Linked DNA regions of Homo sapiens: all the other regions are linked to region 1. Evidence: chromatin loops called from intact Hi-C (ENCODE). Cell type or tissue: B cell. All regions are shown on one strand.

Region 1 (8,000 bases):
AGTTTGTATAAAAACTGTTATACACGCACTTTAGTTAGACAACCCTTCCTCCCCGACCTGACGCGACACTAACTTGGGAGGTGGTGGTGTACCCAAAGGGCTCTGGGATTGGAAAACAGACATTGCGTGGGTGTAAGTGGGAAGTCTGCACCCTACATTGTGAAGCACACCAGCACGTTTCCCCAACGTGGGTTCTCAGAATGCTGGCAGCCCCCAGAAAGATTTGCAGAGGAAGCAGACCATACCAAAGAAAATACCTAGGAATACTGACATTTGAGGTTTCCAAAATAAGTCATTTACATCATAGTTTAGTGACTCCTACTCGTTAAGGCTTGTCCTTATCCAGAGACTAACATTAGGAGAGAGACAGGGATTACAAAACTTGAGGAAAGCTTCTAAAATAAAAGGCAGAAATCACACAAATCAGTGAAAATAAGAAGAAATACAGTATGCAGTAATTAGAGAAACTCTTTCTATAAAAGATAACTGACTAATCTGCTATGACAGATAAGAACATACAAACAGATATTAAACTAGAACAGGGTGTTTTAAACAGAGCATTGGAGAAATTTTTAAGAGTTCTTGAACATTTAGATTATGGCAGTGTAGACTGTAAAGTAGGACAAGACAGATGCAAAAGAAGGTAGAAGAAGAGATCCAGTTTGTGAGTCAGGAGGCAAATCAAGTAATAAAAATTCCAGAGGAAAAGAATGTTTTAGATGGAAGGAAAGCACATATTTCAGTCATGTTTCAGAGCAAAAATTCTGGAATTGAAAGACACGTTTCAAGATTAAAAGGTTCATCAATTGCCCAACATAATTGTTAAAAAGAGCCCTTATGAAGACATTATGAATGTTTAACACGACTGCCAAAGGAGAGCCTGAAGCCTCCAGGGGACGACAACACAACTAAAATTGAGAGCATGGAACTCCCAGGAGAAATACTGAATGTTAGAAGACAATGGAGGAGGGACATCCTCATATTCATGAGGGAAAGCTTTTTTCAACCTACACATTGACACCTGGCCAGATCTACTGTCAAAGTGGGAGGATAAAAAAAGTCATTTTCAAACATGCAAGGCCTTTAAAAAATTTCCTCCCACGTACTTTGTTTATAAACCTGTTGAAAGACATGCTCCACAATGGGGAGGTTTTAAAGTAGAAGACGTGGTACACAGACAATCAAGAATCCAGAGGGTCATGGGGAAGAGGCAGCATCTCAGGAGGAGCCCCGTGCAGCGCAGCCCATCTCTGGGGCAAGCAGCCTGGATGGAAGCGGCAGAGCAGGGGCTGCAGAAGAGGGAGGGCTGTGAAGACGGCACCGAGAATTCCTGAGGGAGTCACAGTTTCAACAGGATATTTATCAGAAGGAGATTCTATATACATATATATATATACACACACACATACACATATATATAGAGATTAGTCAGTTTTCTTTCATGTATACATATATATGTATATATACACACACACCCATATATATGTATATACAAATACATATATCTCCTAGCTACTGGGGAGGCTGAGGTGGGAGGATTGCTAGAGACCAGGAGCTCAATCTCTTTCTTGACCCAGCTGGTCAAGAATGATTACCAACCCTCAAAACCTGTCCTGTCCCCACTCAGTCACCAAAGTGATTGTGACTCTGACTTCTGACATGGTATTCTATCAGTGTCAATCTTCCATCTCTGCTCTTTAGACCTATCTGCCTCTCAGAGCATGCTCACAGGAGACTGAACCACACAACCTGCTTGTGCCCCTTAGAGTCCTCTTGTAGCCCAGCTTGCCCTCTGCACTTGCTCTTCTGCATATCACTGATGGCAGCTAGTTTTGGGACCTTGTTCACCAAGTCAGGTTTTGAGAGGTGAAGTCAAATTTTGTTCATAACTACTCTAGGCTCTTCATTAATGGCTGGGACTCTGGAAATAAGCTCATTCTGATGGAAAGGCTAATAAGGAATCTGTTTTCTTTTTAAAAATTCTTTTAATCTTCCCATTTTTGTGTCTTTTCTCTTTACTGGTATTTGAAATGCACATCTTTGTAACCAGGTCACAAGAATGATTTTGCTTGGATTGTTTGGTGGCCTCAGACATAGGGTTCAGAAGCATCTTTCAATGTCATTATCTTTTTATCAGATCTTGAATTGCTTATTTGTTGTTTGTGTATGTTTATGTCCATGGGCACTAATATGGGTTCTTCTCACTACAAAAATCAGGGTCCCCTTCCTAAAATTCCGGCTAAATACTAAAGGGTTTTAAACCAAAAGTAAAATTCTAAGCCTCCCTCAACCATCTGAATAGGGCCCTCGTCTCAGCAAAGGCATTCCAAAGTTAACCTGATAAACTAGTTCAGGCCATGATAGGAAGGAAGAGCTTGACATGCCTCAGGATACCCTCCCTCCCTTTTGGAATTACTGATAGAACAGATTCTTTAAGACTTAAGTCTAATTAAAAAACATTTACAATCTTCTCTCTGAAGCCTGCTTGTTGGAGGCCTCATCTACAAGATCAAGTCTTGGTCTCCACAAACCCTTACCATAACCAGACATTTCTTTCTACTGATAAACAACTCTTTCAGCTAATTGCCAATCAGAAAATCTTTGAATCTGCCTCTGACTTAGAAACTCCTGCTTCCAATTGTTGTGTGTTTCCAGGTCAAACCACTGTACATCTTATACATGTTGACTGATGTCTTATGTCTCCCTAAAATGCGTAACACCAAGTTGTCCGGCCACCTCAGACCCGTGTTTCTCAGGATCTTCTGAGGGTGGTTCCATGGGCCATTGGTCACTCATTTGGCTCAGAATAAATCTTAAAATACAGGGTTTGACTTTTCATCGACAGGGTATACAATTTATATAATTTTCAATGAATAGTAAAAATTAAACTGTAGTATTTAGGAATATTTATCCAGTCATGCAAGAAGAAATCCAGGGAATAATTACTATGAAATTCATTTGGCAAAATAACTGACCAATATTCTTCGCTGTCAAGGCCCAACTAAAGAAATGTTAGAAACTTAACTGAAATGAGTGAGAATTGCTCAGTCAAGTTTCATTAAGCCAATATTAGAGTATGTCTAGAAAAATAAGCCACAGACACACCCATGGCCATTTTTCCAAAGAGGTTTTTAGAACACTCAGTACGTATATATTTTCTTAAGGTGGGGGAAGGCATATAGGAAGACGGGCGGGTTGGTGGTAAGGTCAATGGTTACGTTTCTGTGAGACTTCAGTTAGTGCCCAGTAAATGTACATTTTACACAGGATAAGGTGAATGTCTGAAGAGATAGAAGGAGCCAAGGAAGAGTCAATTATGCAGAAGTCCCTGGGTAGGTGGAGGAATGATTTGTCTCATCCGGTCTTTCTTCTGCTCCTGGAAAGAAGCTTGTCATCAACATTATCAGTGTGCAATTGAGCAGACAGAAGAGTTCAAGACCAGCCTGGCCAATATGGTGAAACCCTGTCTCTACTAAAAATACAAAAAATTAGCCAGGCATGGTGGTGGGTGCCTGTAATCCCAGCTACTTGAGAGGCTGTGGCAGGAGAATCACTTGAACCCAGGAGGGGAGGTTACACTGAGCTGAGATCATGCCATTGCACTCCAGCGTGGGCAGCAAGAGCAAAACTGTTTCAAAATAATGTCAGCATTAAGAGAAATTGAGTGACGGCCACATTGGAAGCTCATTGTGCTAATTTTGCACATTTTTGCATGTCTAATAGTTCAAATGAAAGTTAGAGACATTTAGAATAATGCCTGTTTTTGCCCTGGGGCATGTGCGGTGATCAAACAAGAGCGCCCTGGAGTGCTGGTTATGTTCCGTTTCTTGATGGGGTGCGGGGTTATTTCATGAATGGTTTCACAACTGTTTTCTTGAGATGATTAATAATGAGTTTTGCATGGCATTTCTAGTGTTATATTTCATAGTATAAGAAGAGATTAACGCTGATTTATAATGTGATTTTCTTAGAAGCCCTGCTGTTGCCTGCGTCATTAAGTGGTGATTCAATTCACTCCCTAAAATTACAAAGTGGCTGGAATTAAATATCCCCAAGCAAAGACTTCTTTCCTCTATGTTGTAGCAAATTCAGTAACTTTTCAAGTTTTACCAAATAAAGTGAGGGATATTAACTATAATATTTAAAGCTATTAAATTCTATCTATAATTACAGAAATATATATGGAGAAACAAACTTTTTGGCAAATTATTTGGCAATAAATAATCATAGATTCAAGGTTTTTATACAATTCATTGTATTTTTTCCAATTGATTCTGGAGGGATTACAGAGTAAAAATAACTGCTAAAATGCAGAAAATGTTTAATAACAAAAATGATGTCACCATCAGTCCAAAGGTACCGATATTATTCATTTTTTTTTTTTTATTCTCCTAATGATACATGCAGTTTTAAAGAATAGAGAACACATGGTGTTGTTTTAGGATAATGTCATATTACTAACTGGCCACAAGGTGTCAGGAGGAGGATGTCATGGTGTCCCATAGTAACAATCACTTGGGACTTCATATTCATGTATAGATTTCTTCTTCCTGTACAGATAGATCAGCAAGCCAAGAGAAAGTGGGGAGATATATAACCATCTTAGACGCAATCGCAAATGTCTCAGTGCAGTACCTGAGGTAGAAGCTATTCAACGAATCAAGGAACTCCTGATGAGAGCTTTGCCCAGGGAACCCACAGAAGACGGCTTGGCTAGATCACTCAGGCAGAGCCCCCATGGCCTGAAGGAGCAACAGTTGTAGGCTTAGAAAATATCTGCTCTAAGAAGCCTCTTCCTCATTCTTCAACTATGATAGACTCTGAGCAAGATAGTAAACTATGGCACAGAGAGGTTAGGTAACATGCTCAGGGCACACAGCCCAGAAAGAAATAGGCTAATATTCAGACTCCAGGGGGTTCAAGCTCCAAGCATATGGCCTTATCACCCTTAAATTGCCTTTGAAATTGGCAGATGGGGTGGAAATAATTAAAGAACAGTTAAATATTCATGGGGAAAAAACCTTATAAAAAGCTGTTCAACATCTGAACAATCTGTTGCTGGGCATATATGCTGGTATCACACAGTATTTTAGTGAAATCTGTGTGCCCATCTCCTCTTGGTGCCAACTACAACTAGGACACTCAGAGCAGGGACATTTTCCCACGCTAAATGGGAACCCATCACCAGAGAAGCCACCACCAAAGCCAAGATTACAGAGAGAATGTTTTAGGAGTAGGGTGGAATTTAACTTCTAAACGTAAATAATTAACATTTTGAAATGAAGTGACAGTGTCACCTTATAATGCAAAATCATGCCATATTATACAAGAAACTCCACACCATGAAGAATTCTGCCTATACAACTTTTAATTGCCCAAAGAGACAAATTTATTGAAATAAACAGCTACTGAACATCTATTACATACTGCAAATTATATGCCTTGGAAAAGCATAAATATGACACACTTTATTCACAAAGGAATAAGTTTGTAGTAGTAACAGCAGTTGCTGCTGTTATTTTGTCCTTGTTTTTAACATAATTCTAGTTAACATATTGAGTGCCTACTATTTTCTGGCCACCATCCCGAACACACATCATGAATCGTCTGACAAATGTGCTGTGCTAAATTCATAAATTCAATGCAAAGGAGGGGGAGTCCGAAGGTTGTCCTACAACCCAGATGTCTCTACTAGCTTATTAACTTACCTCTTCTCCAAGATGATTCTCTTCTCCTCTCAAACTTTTGACGGGACCACCCTGATCTTTACTCATAGACGCTCTCATTGATTCTAACTGCACCGAGAAGATACAAACCATCGGAAGGGATCTTAGTTATAACACACGCTCTGCCTGACCTCCTGCTATTGTCACTGAGTTGGCCATGCTCTTACAAAAGTTCAAACTCTCCACTTCTAAACTGGTTTCTGTGCTTTCGGCCACTCTCAAAGGCCATCTTTCTGAAACTTTCCTCCATTTCTCATATATCGATTTTCTTTTTGTACTGAATTATTCCTTTGAACTTCATACTCAATATCACATGACAGCACCATTAACATCAAACACATTGGTATCACGTTTTTCTAGTTATACTCCATTTCCTTTACAAAAAAATCTAAAAATTCATACTCAACTTACCTTATCCACTTCCTCCCCCTTGATTTTACCCTGAATCATCTCTAAGCATATCTCCATTAAAAATGGTCACTAAGGTTACAAGTAACCTTTCATGTTGCTAAATACAGTAACCAAATCTCACTTATTTCAACCATAGACTGCACTTGTTGCAGTTGCTTTTACTTTCTTTAAACACTTTGTCTTAGATTTCTTCTAACCTCATAAAACCCTATCTTTCTAATTTTTCATGTGACGCCAGCTGCCTCAGATCTCAGTCTCAAGCTTTCTCTTAAGAAAACTCTCAAAAAACCTGTTTTTAAATGCTCTTCGTACTCTGATTATTAAATGTATGCTTTATGTTCAGAACTCTAATCTGAAGTACAATTGACTTTACATATAGCTTCAATATCTTTCTGTATTTATGTATTTATCTTGAGACAAGGCCTCTCTGCCAGTCAGGCTGGAGCACAGTGGTGCCATCACGGCTCACTGCAGCCTCAACTTCTCAGCCTCCCGTGATCCTCCCACCTCAGCCTCCCAAGTAGCTGGGACTACAGGCATGTGCCACCACATCCAACTGATATTTGTGTTTTTGGTAGATGGGGTTTTGCTATGTTGGCAGGCTGGTCTCAAACTCCTGAGCTCAAGCAATCCACCCTCCTTGGTCTCCACTAAAGTGCTGGGAGTACAGGTATGAGCTACTGCACCCGGCCTAGCTTAAATACCTAATAGATATTTCCAAATTATCTTAAGTGAATTCTTGACTTCTGCTACCGACAAGTTTTCCAAATATCAATATTCCATTTTTTTATTCACTTGGGCCCAAACCAATAAGTTATCCTTCACTCTACACCTGTTGCTAACACACGCCAAATCCATGAGCCAAATCCTTTGTGTCCACACCCTACACAAGCCATCCTTGTTTCTCATCTCTGAAACCTCAATTGTCTTCCTGTATCCATGTTTGCCCTTTGTTCTATTTTCCTACACTGTAGGCATAGTGATGCTTTAAAAACGTGTCTGTTATCATGTAACACCCGCATGGAAAACTCCAGGGACTTCCCACCCCACTCAGTCAGTCTCAAAGTGCCTTAAGTGTTGCTGTTGAATCACAGAACTTGGAAAAGGGAAGTTTCTGGCCATGGATGTTAACGAACCTGGTATCCTGTTAATACATCCTCAAGGAAAGTGGCAGTCATGTTCTTTGATGCTAAGTGTTAGAGTCTATTCCCTGTGAGTAGCTGTGTCATGCTGAACCTCCACCCATTCATACTCAGTTCTGTTCAATTCACCACCATTTATTGTGGCCTAGTATTTGATAGCTGCTGTCTGTACTCAAGAGGGTCAGAGATTCAACGATAATATTAGAGCTTATAGTTACTTGGGGTTAATACTAAAATAAAAAACACGACTAAAGTGTGTGCTTTTATCTTCTTTGCCACTTGTGTATTGGCATTCTTTTACTCTATTGCTGCTAATCACAGAATTTGACTGTAAACATTTGATAGCTTTTGCAGGTTTCTTTCATTGTGTTGTTTAAACATGAACAAATGTTGTGAAGGAGATCTAGTTCAGAGTGAAAGGTTGCTGTGAACTCTAATATTTGGGGTTTTTCTTCCCTAAATAAAAAGACTAGATAAATTATTTAACTTCATAATAAACCATTTTTGATACTTCACTGAAAGATCTCTGCATAACAGTAAAACATCTTTCCCTTGCTCCCGAGGAGCAAGAATCCAGACAGGGTGAATCATCTTAACTGCCAGTAGTAAGTGTAGGTTGATAGCTGAGCAGATCATCTCCAGGGAAACAGGGCAAATGGAGGAAGTCCTTAGGAAGCCTTATCCTCTGGGCAGTGACTCTCTAAGCATCACTTGTTGCTAC
Region 2 (8,000 bases), 220 kb before region 1:
CACATACAGTATAAATGCAATTTTGTAAGGATAATCATCTCTATGATGTGTTTTCGATAACCCTATCTGGTATTATGTTTTTCCCGATGGGTATGCGTTACCTTTATGCTCAAATAAAATAATAATTATTAAACTACCAACAAACATAACAGATGTTATGTTATTAAAATATAATAGAAATAAAGCTACTTTTTATCTTTTTAATGGCTTTCCACATTTGTTCCCACATTTCTCTGTGAGGAAGAGCTGCTGGCAGAACTTTCTGATGAAACACTCAGGAAATCAGTTTTACACTTTGAAGCACAGGAGTTGAAACATGTTCTCAAAGCCCATGTCACTTAAATGTTCACTGTTTTCCACCCCATCAATACACTTCTCATTAGCTGTAATAAGTCCGTCTCATTAAAGTCTCCTGAGATCCAAAAGGAAGAAACTTGCTCTTTCCCAGAGCACTTCATTCCATGTCCCTCAAAGAAAACTATTTAAACTCATGCCTCTTTTCAATCTGGGCGCTCCCTTGTCGCTCCAGGGATCTCAAAAGCAGAACACCCAGAATAATTCGGCACTCTTTACTGGTCTGCTGCTTTCTTCCTGCATTTTTAGTTTTTCAGACCTGTTTAGTTGCTAAATATTTCCCTGTAAAGATAAGAAATAGACATTATTACATGTTTCTAGAAGGCTGGAGAATTTATGCAATTTGTCCTGGCAATGCAAATTGTTTCAAGGATTTCTAAGGTGGCATTTATTTGTTTGGCTTAATAATACTTCCTTCTGCAGAGTTATATTACAAAAATAGCTCCTAATAAACTTGTTGCATGTCTCTCTTTGTCCTAACTCCATCATCAGTTGCTAAGGATACCTTCAGTCATGCCAAGTTCATAAATCCAAATTAGAAATCTATGCATACTGGATCTTCAGGGTAACATGCTGACAGCACTTTGGCATCCAGATGGCCTAGATGTTGAAGGATTTCCTGTTGTGGGTACCAATGACTATGAATTGCTTTGTGTGTTTTCTTCTTGGTATAAGTTAGATGAGAATTTAAGTCTACTAAATCTAATCATTTTTCCTTCTAGCAAAATATCACCTTCAACCTTCTAAAAAGTCTTAGTTCTTCATCGCTTGTTTAGTTACATAAAGTTGTTGTAGTTTGCCAGTAAGTTTTTGATTTACTAAATTATACATAACCTTCTCTATCTACTACTCTGAATGGCTATCCTGACAGATTCAGCTCTCTGTAAGTGACAGATAATCATCTTTTGTTGGAATACAGTTTGGAATAAAATTAGATATTTGGATAATTTTTATGAAAATTATGTATATTGTATTCCTTGATGTCTACTTAGTGATGTGTGTCACATGCTGTTTTGAGTGGGTGGCATTCAGATTGCATGGATGAGAGGAGATATGAGAAATGTGAGAACATATAGAACACATGAATACATTACTTTATGAAGCTCTTTGAAAATTAAATAATTGGATTTAATAGTTAAGGTTTTGTCTAAATGATGCAACATCCCTCAGTAAAATTAGGCAATTAAAATGGATCATCTAGGAGCTTCTGCTGTACTTAGACTCACTTTGTTTGTTCCACTCTTCCTATTCCCTTAATGAAAATCCAGGTCTTTTGGAATTATGCAGGAATTTCACAGGTAAGAAGTCAAATGCTGATGAGCACCTAGACTGACTCCTCCTCATAGTAGCACTTTAAATATTTGGTGCATATGCAAATGACCGGGTTGCCAGAACATTTCATTGTGGTCTGACTGAATTTACGTTCTTTATATGACATAAACAAGATTTACGTAAACTGGATCTAAGAAAGTTGAGGCAGAGTTGTCTGCAACTCCTGGGCTGGAAATCTCAGGCACAAGTATAATGAGGAATGACTGTCCCATTCCCTCCATGCCAAATGCAAGTGCATTGAGAAAAAGAGTGCCTGTCTGATTATCTGTGGGAATTACATGGAGTGAGTGTTGTAAATCTCAGGTAGAAGGATGCCATTGAGTGTAACAGTGCAAAGAATCTTTTCTTAAATGTTTGCTGCTTTTCTTAAAAAAATAATTTAAGCAAACTTTAGTCTTATGAATTAGATAGGATAAGGACAATACTGTTCGAAAGGCACAAAAGATCTAAAGGAAAAACCTGTACTTACTCCTAGTTTCTAAAGTACAGACTATGAACCAGGCTTCCTGAATCTCTGAACAGTGCATTGTCTTTATCTCCTTCCCCTCGTTTTACAGATAAGAACACTGATGATTGGAGAGTTGAAGATGCTTGCATTAAAGACACAGAGCTGACGTAAGGCAGACTCCTACAGGCATTCTAATTTCCAACATAGACTCGTTGCCTGACTGTCAAACGTGCAAGCATTTTAAAAATCCTTTTTTCCACAATGATTTCAAAGAATGTGCAGACACCTGGATTTCTCAGATCCACTTTGCCAGTGATTCACAGGCATTTTTTTAGTGTCCATCACACCAAGCATAAAATAAACTCTCATCAGAAATAACAGGTCTCTCTAGTAGAGGGGTTTATTCTAGTGTGTAGTCTCTTTATGGGTCTTGTAGGAGGTGTGTGTGGGTTGAAGAATGTGGTTCTAAGTTACTCTAAAATTGTCAGAGTACATTAGTGCTTTATTATCTAATAATTGTATGATTATTATTTCAATATGAGTTCATTCTTAATGATTCCAACTTTTTGAAATACTAAACAGAATTTAGGAACACGGAGAAAAACTAGGAACATATATTTTTGTATTTAGTCTCAAAATTGCACAGCACTGTATTGACCTGTCTTGAGAACTTCTCATGTGAAAAGGTAACTGTAAGTTTGAATGTGTATGTAATGACTCAATGTGTCTGCGATAACAACAGAAAAGTAATATTGCCAGTGTATTCTGTACAGGAAAAACCACACCTACAGTAATCTGTTGAAATTGAGGTATTATATTCTAAAATAGACATTGCAAAAGCTATCCCCAGTAAATACCTGGAAGTTGAGCACTTTGGAAAAAAATTCATACATGAATGCATAAAATAACTGGAGAAGTGTGACCGGTATAGAGAAGGAGGACAGAAAACCTTGTAGTCATATTCACATTATGAAATGTTGAATGTTGCAAAGAGAGAAAACTGGTTCCAAGCAGATTCAGAAGGCAAGGAAGAATCCTGCATGAAGCAGCTTTAATTTAAGCTAATGCAGAGCTTCCTAACAAGGCTGCTGCATTGAAGGAGCATGGAGCTTGCTCTTTTCTTTGGCAGAAACTTCACCAGTGGTCATAGGGAAGCAAGCAAAGGCTGCAACTTACAAGTTAGGAATTATCTTGTCACTTGATTTAAAGGATGGGCTTGGAGATCATCACAGTCCTGGGCAAGCATTGTGTCCTACCTTCAAACTGTAGTGATGTGGGAGGAAAATATTTGCGGCCATCCCTACTCAACCAACATGCACGCCTTATAAAATAGTACAGAATATTTACAAATGTCAGGATAACATAAATGCATTGATTTATCTCTTGGTGTACGGTATTATGCAATAAAAAATAGTTTAGGTAGGCCTAAAAGACAATTTTATCCAATAAAATTATGTCTATTTTATCCACTAACTTTTTAAAAATAATTTTCTCAAAATTTGCAGGCCAAGCATACTTCTGCTCTTCAAAGGCATTTAGATGTTCTGCAAGCTTAATTGAAATGCACAGTTTTTTCTGAGAATTTCTACTAAGTAACAATCCTTTCAAGTCAAAGGATACTTGGGGGAAAAGATAGACTTTAACTGCTGATGTAACTTCACTGGGAGCACCTGGGTTTACAGACCTTTTCTGAAGATCAGGAGGTATTTGCAATTTAAATTCATAGATTTTAGTTGAATATGTAGATTGCTTAAATGAGAGATTGAGAATTTGCACCCATTTACCAATAGTTTTGAAATAATTTGCAGATATCTTACATTTTACTTGGTATTGTATAAAATATTTGCACCTGTAACTATAAATTTCTTATTTGATTCTTAAAGTAACCCTGAATGTTTATTATATCAATTAATATAAGCAGATACTGAGGCTCAGGGTGTTTAGGAAGATAATCCAAGGTCACAGAATTAATTAATGTCGTGACCAGAGGAAGAACTCAATTCATTTAATTCTAAATTTTGTTTTACTGTATGTTGCCTTCATCATTTCAGAAACAAATGCCTATATAAAGTCACAGAATCATTCCAAACATTTTCTGATTATTTTTATGTGTACTAAACCATAGCAAAGCTGTATGATCTATGCCCAGGAGATATTCAACAAGTATAGTTACTTATTGTGCTCACTCTAGTGAGAGAGCAGATAATAAATTTAACAAAACATTTTACTTAAAATCATAATTTACTTTGAGGAGGGCTTGTTCTCTGATAAATTAGATCTTTTGTATGCAGATAGGAAAAGTAAGGCCACTTGGCTGCAAAATGGAGTAGACTTTAGAATTTCCCTTTGCATTGCTAGGTTTGCAGGGCTAGCTGGCCATAGAAAAAGCTAGAACCACAGAAGAGTTACATATATACATATATAAATCTATGGGAGGAAATTATGAATGTATATACTTATATATATATATATAATGGATAAAAGATCATCCTTTATATTCTTGAAGTTTGTTGTGGATTTTACTGTAACCTGAAATTGTATAAAACAGTCCCTCAGTTTTTCTTAATTGCCAGAGCTACGGAAAAATTCCAATTTCCAAAAATCATCGGTGAGTTATACCTCAATATGTATGTCCCTGTGCTATTACATATACGTGTGTGTGTGTGTGTATAAAATGGGAGTAAGGGTGAACAGACAGCAGAGACCACTGTTTGACTTTGTGAAGCAGCACATGATTTTCCCTCTGTTTCTGGTGTCTTATCGCATGATAAAAGTCAAACCGAAAATGTAGGAAGTGTGGAAGTAGCTGAAATACTGCTAATATTTAGGCTGCGACATAAACTGGAGAGGAGTTTCCCTTTAGAAATATATTTTTATAGGTTCCATTAATGAAACCTAAAAAAAGTAAAATGAGGGAGGTTGTAAGTAATGATGACATTGTACATAGTATCATAAAAATGTATAAAACCTGACACCAAATATTCTGAATTAGCAAAATATACATTATATATATATATAAAATATACATATGATGTATCTATGTGTACATTTTTATATATGTGTGTATATCTGTACACATAGTTTATATCCATAAAACAGCAATCCTGATTATAATAATTTATGTGATCTACTCTCAAGTATGACTAATTTTCATTAGTCACATTAGTTATTACATTGTTAACAATTTAGCAGGTTCACATGCTTGGTACATTTTATTTGCTAATTACAGTAAATGTCTAGCTGCTATTCCCATATAAAGCTTCCTATATACACAATGCCATGTGTATGAATATATAATGAATTGAGACTATCTAGTCCAAACACTCCTGGCACTAACAGACCCCGTGACCACCAACACGTTACCCTCAATGCTGTCATTGGTGAGAGGGGCTTTTATAGCTCCTCACTTCTTAGTTTTATTGTGAAGATCAGGGAGTCAATAGTTACAAAGTACTTCTTAGCATGACACTTTGCAAAATAAACTCCACGATGTCATCATCATTATTCTCAATAGCAACTTCTTTTTCTGGGCAATTGACTCAAATGCTAATATTTTTAGAATATTTAGAGGAGCACTAGACTAGTTTGATCAATTTTACTCCCAAATATGTTGGTAAAATGTCTTTCTTGGGACACTTTTAGCCTTAAACAATGTGAAAAATCATCCTTTACTTCCATGAAGTTTGTTGTGGATATTTGTTTCTTTATTGTAACCTGAAATTGTATAAAACACACTCAGTTTTTCTTAATTATGAAGAACTATGAAAAATTCTAATTTCCAAAAATAATCAGTGAATTATAGCTCAATGTTTACGTCCCTGTGGTATTTCCTCTGAATATTAATTGCTAATACTGATTTCTAATGGTCATGCTAATCATAATCCTAATGCTAATTCCTCATCATCTTAAAATTGAAAATAAATAAAATTCTACAACACTGAATGCCTCTTGTATTGAGAATAATTTTTATGTCTAAATTTGCAAGAGTAGTTTCCGTTGAGTTTCTGTTGCCCTTTTTATTTCATCCCTTATAATTTGTCTGGGACATGGATAAACTAACACCAAGTATACTCTCATGATGTAGACAGTGACTTGTGACCCAAATGGTAGATAACCCGTACTTGTAGCTAAATGGAAGACATGAGCTACTCACAGCCAGCACCAAAGATGTTTTGAAAGTAGTGGTGATGCCAACCATACAAAGACACATTAAATAATAATACAAATTTAAATGCATCTAAGGTAATACACACACGCATACACCGGACCATGGTATGCGTAACTGCTGTGTAGCATGGTATGCAACCTTAGGCATTGTTATGCACATCATCGTAATACAGTATCATCTGCTGACCTCATCTTCTCCAATGTATTTAAGCAATTATTGATTAATAATGACCAATTTTATTTAAAAACCTTCTGGAATAGAGTAAATGCTAGATATCAGTCTCAATGTGGCAAGAATACTATTTTTTAAATGTTTTCTTCCCACTTTTAAAAGTTTGCTGCCTAACAATTAATTCACATGTTGTTATTTTACTGCCCTGGGAATGCTATCATCTTATTTGGAAGATATTACCTTATATCGGCACAACTGTAGGATCAATGGAAGAGTACAACACATCCTCTACAGACTTCACTTTCATGGGGCTGTTCAACAGAAAGGAAACCTCAGGTCTTATTTTTGCCATCATCTCTATCATCTTCTTCACCGCACTGATGGCCAATGGGGTTATGATCTTCCTGATCCAAACAGATTTGCGCCTTCATACACCCATGTACTTCCTCCTCAGCCACCTTTCCTTAATTGACATGATGTATATTTCCACTATTGTGCCTAAGATGCTGGTTAATTACCTGCTGGATCAAAGGACCATTTCCTTTGTGGGGTGCACAGCTCAACACTTCCTCTACCTTACCCTTGTGGGAGCTGAATTCTTCCTGCTGGGCCTCATGGCCTATGACCGCTATGTGGCCATTTGCAACCCTCTGAGATACCCTGTCCTCATGAGCCGCCGGGTCTGTTGGATGATTATAGCAGGTTCCTGGTTTGGGGGCTCTTTGGATGGCTTCCTCCTAACCCCCATCACCATGAGCTTTCCCTTCTGCAATTCCCGGGAGATTAACCACTTCTTCTGTGAGGCACCAGCAGTCCTGAAGTTGGCATGTGCAGACACAGCCCTCTACGAGACAGTGATGTATGTGTGCTGTGTTTTGATGCTGCTGATTCCTTTCTCTGTAGTCCTTGCTTCCTATGCCCGAATCCTGACTACAGTTCAGTGCATGAGCTCAGTGGAGGGCAGGAAGAAGGCATTTGCCACTTGCTCATCCCACATGACTGTGGTGTCCTTGTTCTACGGGGCTGCCATGTACACCTACATGCTGCCACATTCTTACCACAAGCCAGCCCAGGACAAAGTCCTCTCTGTGTTTTACACCATTCTCACACCCATGCTGAACCCCCTCATCTACAGCCTTAGAAACAAGGATGTGACTGGAGCTCTGAAGAGGGCCTTGGGGAGGTTCAAGGGTCCTCAAAGGGTGTCAGGAGGTGTCTTTTGACAGTCGACTCCTTCCCATGCATATGGTAAATGGGGGACTCTGTGGTCACTGTGGCTGTGCTTTCATCAAAAGATGAAGCAAAAAGGGAGGGAGTCATATGATTACAATATTGGTTTTTTGGCTAGGGTTTCTGGTTCATAACTCCATAGTTATGATGTTGTGGTTTTTTAGGCCTCAGAAAACTGAATCTCTCTCTGTGATCTTCGCCTTCCCTCTTTTCACCTGCTTCTTTTTCTCCCCAAAGAAAGCCTTAGAAACTAAAAATATAATCCAATCTTTCCCCGCTTTTGGTCACAAAGAAATT
Region 3 (8,000 bases), 65 kb after region 1:
TAAGCTCACAAAAATAACTTTTTTCTATATATTGTTTATCATATTTTGTTTATTTTCACTGGTATTATCTATATGTTTAAAATTAGTTTTTCTGCATCAAAGTCATGTGTGTTAGATCCTGTTCACATGACTCAAATATTCTCACTAAAAACAACTTATTAATTTTTTTCAAACTAGAGCCAACTTTAAACAAGTGATTTTAAAATCAGGTTACTGATCATCTAAGGTTTAGTTGCCTTATTTCATTAATGATAAACTCTATTAAGCACATAAATGCTATCCCTTGCTACCAGGCAAATGTGAAATGTTATTTATAAGACAGGTAGAACCTATGTTTTATGACAAATTTTAAAGATAATGTGAAATGTTATTTTTTATAGGACAGGTAGAACCTATGTTTAATGAAAAAATTTGAAGATAATCTTTTGTCCAAATGCTATAAATGATACAGTCACTTTGAAGCATTTCATTGTATCATTAAAACAAGTAATTGAAAAGAATTGCACTCTTGGCAAAGCGCGGTGGCGAACTCCTGTAATCCCAGCACTTTCGGAGGTTGAGGTAGGTGGATCACCTGAGGTGAGGAGTTCGAGACCAGCCTGACCAACATGCTGAAATCCCGTCTCTACTGAAAATACAAAATAGCTGAGCGTGGTGGCACATGCCTGTAATCCCAGCTACTCAGGAGGTTGGAGCAGGAGACTCGCTTGAACCTGGGAGGTGGAGGTGGCAGTGAGCCAAGATCGTGCCACTGCACTCCAGCCTGGGCAATAAGGGCATAACTCCATCTCAAAAAGGAAAAACAAAAAGAATTGTACTGTCACACAAAGTCAAGTGACGAGCAATACATATTTACAATGAAAATGACAAAGGAGCACTATCCCTGATAAACGACAAACTATAAAAACACATTAGCATAAACAATGAGCAAAGTATATGAACAAGGGCTCAGAAAACTGGAAAGCTAATGACCCAATAACAATTCAAAATGTGTTCAACTTTACTAGTTATGGAAATGCAAATTAAAACTTTAACATGATGCTATTTTGTGTCCATTGCTTTAGAAAACATATGTCTGGCAAGTAAAGTCTCGACAAACATGTGAAGGGACGAAGCTCTTTGCTGCTGCTTAGTTTGCTGTGTAAGCAGCCTACCTACTTTGGAGGGTCAACTGGAAATTTTGAACACAACTGAAGATGCGCAAGTTTGATGCAGCAATGCTCCTTCTCACAAATGTACACTTGAGTTTTAAAAAATGACATATGTGAGGATGTTTGCTCCATGACGTTTAAACCCCTAATTACCATCACTAGGAAAATGGATAACATACCCTACTTTATCCCAGAATGGAACACTCTCTAGAAGTTAAACTGAATGGGATACTCTACATCAATATTGAACATTTCAACATAGTTTTGAAAAAACCCCACAAACTATTACACAAAATATGTTCCCAGTCATATGCATTTAAACATTCAAATTGTGCAGTGCATTATTTATAAATACACACACATACATATATATATATATATATATACACACACACACAGATAAGCTTGTATAAAACAGTTACTGGAATGAATACAAATGCCAATAAATGGGGTAGCGGAGGGAAAAAATAAGTTGAAAACATTGAACAGTAATTATATCTGTAATATTTTAACAGTTAAGATCATTAAAGCAAACAAAAATATGAATAAATGATAAGCCTAAGTGCTCGTTCTTAAAAATCATTTGTTATACTCTTTCTAGATTTTGGATATTTCATATTTTTAATATTATTTATACATTAATGTCAAAGAAGCAACTGAAATACTTTTGTGTGTTATAAATTGCTTTTATATTTTATATATTTAAATTGCTTGTAAAATTCAGTGAAAAAAGCTCTCTTTTTTCCACTGTTTTCTTTGACATTATAGATTAAATAAAATACCTCACATATTAAAGTAATAATCTCAAAAAATATGATTAAACATTAATAAAAAAGTAATGGGGACTCAGGTGATTACATTCTGCATATTTTGACATCCATTATAATACTATTTAACAATGCAGAGTAACTTTTAAAACTGGGTTTTTGTTCTGACTTTTTAATAGAACTCAATGAAACAAGTAATAAAATGGTTGTTAATTGGTTTGTATTTAAAATATCTCAACCAAACAACCAAGAATTGCAGCTGTCCCATAAAACAAGGCAAAAGGTTACCCACCCTTCCAGCAGAATCAGCAGTGTACAGGAGTATACTATCTCCCGGGTTAGCTTGCTATCGGTAGATGTAAAATTCTACAAAACTGCCACGTGGCCAATTCCTTGTAATGTATTATCTAGAGAATGAGAAAATAATAATGCTCTTTCCTTGATTCTAACACTCACATTTCTGCACTGCTAAAGGAAAAGCATCATATAATTTATATATAGTTGTGTATATATAGTGCATATATAGTTCGTGTATATATATACATATAAATATACATGTATAGTATATATATACATATATATGTATAGTTGTGTATATGTATACATACATATATATGTATATATAGTTGTGTATATATTTGTGTACATATAGTGTGTATATATAGTTACTGTTTATTGAAAAGTTATTAAATTAATATTTTCCTTGAAAATTGTCTACAATTTGAAATTGAGGACATACAAAACAAATCTATAGGGATGCAAACATATTATCATTATGATATATAAGCATATATACAATACACCTATTCAAAATATTAGGCAAATTGATGTGCATTTATTAACAAAAACTTAGTAGTTAACACATTGGTTAAAAAGACACAATACATTTTCATATACATATGTGCATCATTGATAGATATAAGTTGAAAATTTTGAATATATTATTTTTAACCGTAAAGCATATTGAATTAAATATGTATAAAGATTTCCTGCTTCCAAGTCTGTCTATTTTAAATTCACACATGTGGTATGATGAGTAATAAGATTAAAAGAGACCTGAATTCTTGTCATGTTCTGACACAGCTGTTTTAAGTTGGGGAACCTACAAATACATTTTAATTTCAATTTACTGAAATGTAAAACTACACTCAACAAGATGGCCTCTGCTGCCCCACCTCTGAGAGCATTTGTATCTAATCTATATGAAGCCTTTTTACTTCAGTGTAGTTTTCTCTGAGTGGCCTGATGCTGAAGAGCTGCCCTTTATCCCACTTATATCAAGCAAAAGAGCAACACTGAGGAACAAAACCAATACACACTGCACCATGAGCTGCTTCCACTCTAGTCTCAAACTAAAAATAGATCTCTCCAAAACTGATTAAAATGATAAAAATTCAAGCAAACTGAATGCACTATTTTGTTTGCTTGTTTCATTGGAAAAAAATATGAAACATAATTACTAAGAGAACAATTAAATCACTTTAAGCAAACATGTCTTGATTTTTTTCTCATAAAAAATTTGAAATGATTGCTTACATAAATCTCATGTAGACAAATTCAATTTCCTTATTGGGTAAATATCTGAGAAATACAAGACCAGCAATACCTTGATTAAATAACATGTAGCTTCTCAATATGTATTCACTGTCTGGACCAATGATGATAAAGAAACAGTTCTGAAGTTTTCCTCTGTGTCTCACCAGAAGAAGTGACCCAATTTAACATGCAAACTCAGTGATAGAGAAAACCTGATGTATAATATATCAAGGAGACAATCTTCTCTGTTAGTTTCCCATAGAGACTGGGCCGCCACAGTCTGGAGGAGATTGGCTTCCAGAAGGAAGCCTGGGGGACGCTGGTCTCAGGAGGATGCTGCCTCCTCTGGGTTAAATTGTAAATTACCTGCTGAAACAGAAAGCAGAATATGGAGTAGGTGCCAACTGAACTCAGAGTCCGTGAGGAAGTGATGAGCATGAGATATAGAGATTTTCATTAAGAGAGTGAGGAGAGTAAACAGTGAAAAAAGTAAAGGATTTATATTTTCACATTTCATAAAATAATCTTCGATAAAGTACAAAACCCAGACATTTAAGTACTCAGAAAATAATAAATTGTTTTACTTCATCACTATGCCTAGTCAGTATGCCACATGAGAGCAGTTAAGTGCGTATACTCAGTTTACTTTGCAGTTACAGCAGCCTGTTTCTGTATTGCACATAGACTCTCAGAAAATTATTGGCTTAATGGAGACAATCATCATGCTTCTCATCTTCCTCCAAATCTATTTGTTCCACAACCAGTCACAGACCAAGAGGATGGGTAGATCTCACTAAATACGATCATTTGAAAATTAGAAGTGAATAGAAAAATCTGGCAGAAATTTAGGAGATATATATTTTATCATTTCATTTTTCAAATGAGGAAAGTGAGTCTTAATATAAAAACTTAAGACAAATTAAACTTAGCAGACTTTATTTGATCAAAGAATGATTCATTATCAGATCGCACTACAGATCAGAAGAAATTCAGAGAGCTCTGCCCAGCAGTGTGAACAAGCTTTTATGGGCCAGACATAGGAGCAAAGTAGAAAAATCACCTGCTTGCCTACAGCTAGACATCCGTCTTGTTTGAACATGGTGTTATTTAATTTTGGCAATACTATAAGGCAGTAGAAAAATATTGCACATATGTACATACATCCAGATATAGATAGACATGTAACAGAAACATTACAAATTTTTAGCCATGTGCCAGGTACAATAATACAAATCTCACTAATTTATTAAAGAATATCTGGATCTAAATTGTTTTTGGCTAATGCCACTTAAATGGCTAAAGCTTCTTACTAATATTTGTGAAAAAGATCATTAATGTTTTTTTATTTGCTCAGTTTCCAAATATCTATTTTTCTTACTTCTACTTCTGATGAGTTATCTACCCTAAACTTGCATTTTAAATAGATACCTATTAAACTCTAGAGAAGACTGTGTAGAAAATTTATATCTCAAAAGCACAGAGCTTGGACTTCCAGCTTAAATGCTTTAATTTGCCCAAACCAAGAAAGAAAGATGTAAAGACCCAGTTAGGGCAAGACAGCTAGGAAAAGCACTTTAAAGGCAAGGCTTCTGTAGATTTAAGCCAACGCTTTCTTCCTTATCAGAGTTTCCAGTGTTCTCTGTCCAGAGAGGTAGACCTTCTTACAAATGGAGATTCCCTTTAGGGATGTAAATTTCTCTTACAAAGAGTCCTCAAAATAAGCAGGTGAAAATAGTTTTTCTGCCAAAAAGTTGTATTTTGGAGATTTATTCTGCTAAATCAGTGGTTTTCCAACCCACCTTCTGTCTTTTAACTAAAATACTAAGTGGGTGGAACCCACTGAAGACTAGAACAAATATTTTGTGTGCCTGACTCACCATGGTTACTTCTAATCTTGCTCTATAATCACAGACTGGTACAACTTTTCTCTCCTGTTTTGTTTTCAAGATTGCAAGACTGAATAATATTTCCCCCCACCCACCAGAAAGAGTTTGGGGCATAGCAAAGATCATGACAACAAGAAAGAATTGGCAGAGTATGTGTTTAGCGGGAAGTTTCATAAGAGGTGTTTCAGTTGACTGCAGGGTTCCCATGGGAGAAGCAGGATTAAAGAGAGAAAACAGAAAAGACTCATTCTTACAAATGTTTTTCTAAATATGATTCAACTGTCAGTCAGATAGCTTCAGGTATGGGGACTTCCACATTTGATTTGAAACTTCCATTTTTTTTCTCTGGGGGATTGGTTGATTATTGCCCAGGGAGTGTAGCCCTTGGGGGCTTTCTCTAGTAGGTAGACAGGCCAGGTCCATCAGATGACTGGTATAGAAATGAAAAATTTCTTATGCAAAGGCCTGACTATTTAAAATACAGGTAAACTTCTTGGGACACGCGGTCCTTTACTTTTGAGGCAACTCCTCTGGGGTTCAAAATAGCTACAAGGAGGTCTTCTCAGTCCCCATAGCTGGCGTATTATAAAGGCATGCACCTCTTTGTCCTTTGTAAAAAGTCTCCCCACTGTGGCCTTTGTAACTTAAAATTACCTTTGGTCAGGTTCACTCATTTTTCTAGAAAAACACATGTTCTGGGTCCATGGTTCTTATACATAAAATATGCTGCAGTCCCACATGGAAGAGTTCTAGAGCCCTTGGATTCAAAAAACACATGATATGCTGTCTTCCAGGAACCTTACCTACCAGAGGCCTCCTACTGGACCCAGTCTGGTTTCTTTACCAGATCCATTCCAATTCTGAACCCAGTCCAGTCAACAAATTGCTCAAACAAAGTTAGAGCTCAAAACATAAATTTGCAGAGTTTGAATCCAAGAGGAAATTTACCCATAATCTTCAGTTGCAGCGTGAGAGCAATGGGCCCTAGTGGGTATCTACACTTGGGCATTCCTTGTTCCGGGGGGCCACTGGGTATCCTTCAAATCTTACTTCTAACACCAAATAGTTAAAAGAAAAACTTTACCAATGAGACAGAAAATTAACAGGCCTATTCAGGACTTGAACTCAGCTCTGGACCAAGCAAACCTAATAGACGTCTACAGAACTCTCTACCTCAAATCAACAGAATATACATTCTTCTCAGCACCACATAGCACTTATTCTAAAGTTGACCACATAATTGGAACTAAAACATTCCTCAGCAAAGGCAAAACAATGGAAATCATAACAAACAGTCTTTCAGACCACAGTGCACCAAATTAGAACTCAGGATTAAGAAACTCACTCAGCACCACACAACTACATGGAAACTGAACAACCTGCTCCTGAATGACTACTAGGTAACTAACAAAATTAAGGCAGAAATAAATAAGATATTTGAAACCAATGAGAACAAAGACACAACACACCAGAATTTCCGGGACACAGCTAAAGCAGTGTTTAGAGGGAAATTTATAGCATTACATGGCCACATCAGAAAGCAGGAAAGATCTAAAATCGACACCCTAACATCAAAATTAAAAGAACTAGAGAAGCAAGAGCAAATAAATTCGAAAGCTAGCAGAAGACAAGAAATAACTAAAATCAGAGTAGAACTGAAGGAAATAGAGAAACAAAGAAGCCTTCAAAAAAACAATGAAATCAGGAGCTGGTTTTTTGAAAAGACTAACAAAATAGATAGACCACCAAGCTAGGCTAATAAAGAAGCAAAGAGAGAAGAATCAAATAGACATAATAAAAAATGGTAAAGGGGATATCACCACTGATCCAACACAAATATAAACTACCATCAGAGAATACTATAAACATCTCTATGAAAATAAACTAGAAAATCTAGAAGAAACGGATAAATTCCTGGACACATACACCCTCCCAAGACTATACCAGGAAGAAGTCGAATCCCTCAATAGACCAGTAACAAGTTCTGAAATCCAGGCAGTAATTAATGGTCTACCAACCAAAAAAAAAAAAAAAAAAAAAAAGCCCAGGAACAGACGGATTCACAGAGGTACAAAGACTAGCTGGTACAGTTCCTTTTGAAACTATTCCAAACAACAGAAAAAGAGGAACTGTTCCCTAACTCATTTTATGAGGCCAGCATCACCCTGATACCATAACCTGGCAGAGACACAACCAAAAAAAAAAAAAGAAAGAAAATTTCACACCAATATCGCTGATGAACACTGATGTGAAAATCCTCAATAAAATACTGGCAAACTGAATCCAGCAGCACATCAAAAAGATTATCCATCACGATCAAGTAGGCTTCATCCCTGGGATGCAAGGCTGGTACAACACATGCAAATCAATAAACACAATCCATCACATAAACAGAACCAATGACAAAAACCACATGATTATCTCAATAGATGCAGAAAAGGCCTTTTTTAAGGCTGAGTAATATTTCATCTTAGGTAGATATCACATTTTCTTTATCCATTTATCCCTTGATGGATATTTAGGTTGCTTCCAAAAAGAATTAGAGCTTCTGCAGCTGCCAGAAAGTAAGCCATCAAAACAGCAGTTGGGTAACAGGAAGAATTCTAACACTCTTGAGCTCATAGGTAGAAGGGACCCTTCATTCATTCAACACACACTAA

What was found. Hi-C counts contacts between places; a loop is a spot of excess contacts. Peaks named below come from ENCODE experiments on the same cell type or tissue, not always from the same donor. Only the 100,000 strongest peaks of a DNase experiment are listed, where the experiment ranks them.
Region 2: a loop joins it to region 1, with 9 times the contacts of the local background. A loop is called at or near these places in 6 of 110 quality-filtered maps.
Region 3: it touches region 1 in a loop (16-fold over the local background); 18 of 110 quality-filtered maps call a loop at or near these places.

The regions. Positions count from the first base shown.
Region 1 is chr1:248,618,199-248,626,198 of GRCh38, forward strand. OR2T11 (olfactory receptor family 2 subfamily T member 11) reads right to left here. Exons shown (of 2, transcript NM_001001964.2): 2 at 5,359-8,000. The coding sequence ends at 7,980. Among named protein-coding and RNA genes, the nearest start is that of OR2T11, 13 kb to the right of the region's middle. In B cell, CTCF peaks have their summits at 914, 1,114, 4,465 (motif pointing right) and 4,665; DNase peaks (open chromatin) are centred at 903 and 4,593; H3K27ac peaks cover 642 bases.
Region 2 is chr1:248,399,409-248,407,408 of GRCh38, forward strand. OR2T1 (olfactory receptor family 2 subfamily T member 1) reads left to right here and starts at 3,640. Exons shown (of 2, transcript NM_030904.2): 1 at 3,640-3,837; 2 at 6,707-8,000. The coding sequence starts at 6,740. The coding sequence ends at 7,696. RefSeq lists a silencer at 846-1,046. In B cell, CTCF peaks have their summits at 4,479 and 4,835; a DNase peak (open chromatin) is centred at 4,803.
Region 3 is chr1:248,683,242-248,691,241 of GRCh38, forward strand. OR14I1 (olfactory receptor family 14 subfamily I member 1) reads right to left here. Exons shown (of 5, transcript NM_001004734.4): 4 at 2,211-2,325. Among named protein-coding and RNA genes, the nearest start is that of OR14I1, 16 kb to the right of the region's middle. RefSeq lists enhancers at 3,547-3,746, 5,365-5,414. In B cell, a CTCF peak has its summit at 3,799; a DNase peak (open chromatin) is centred at 3,800.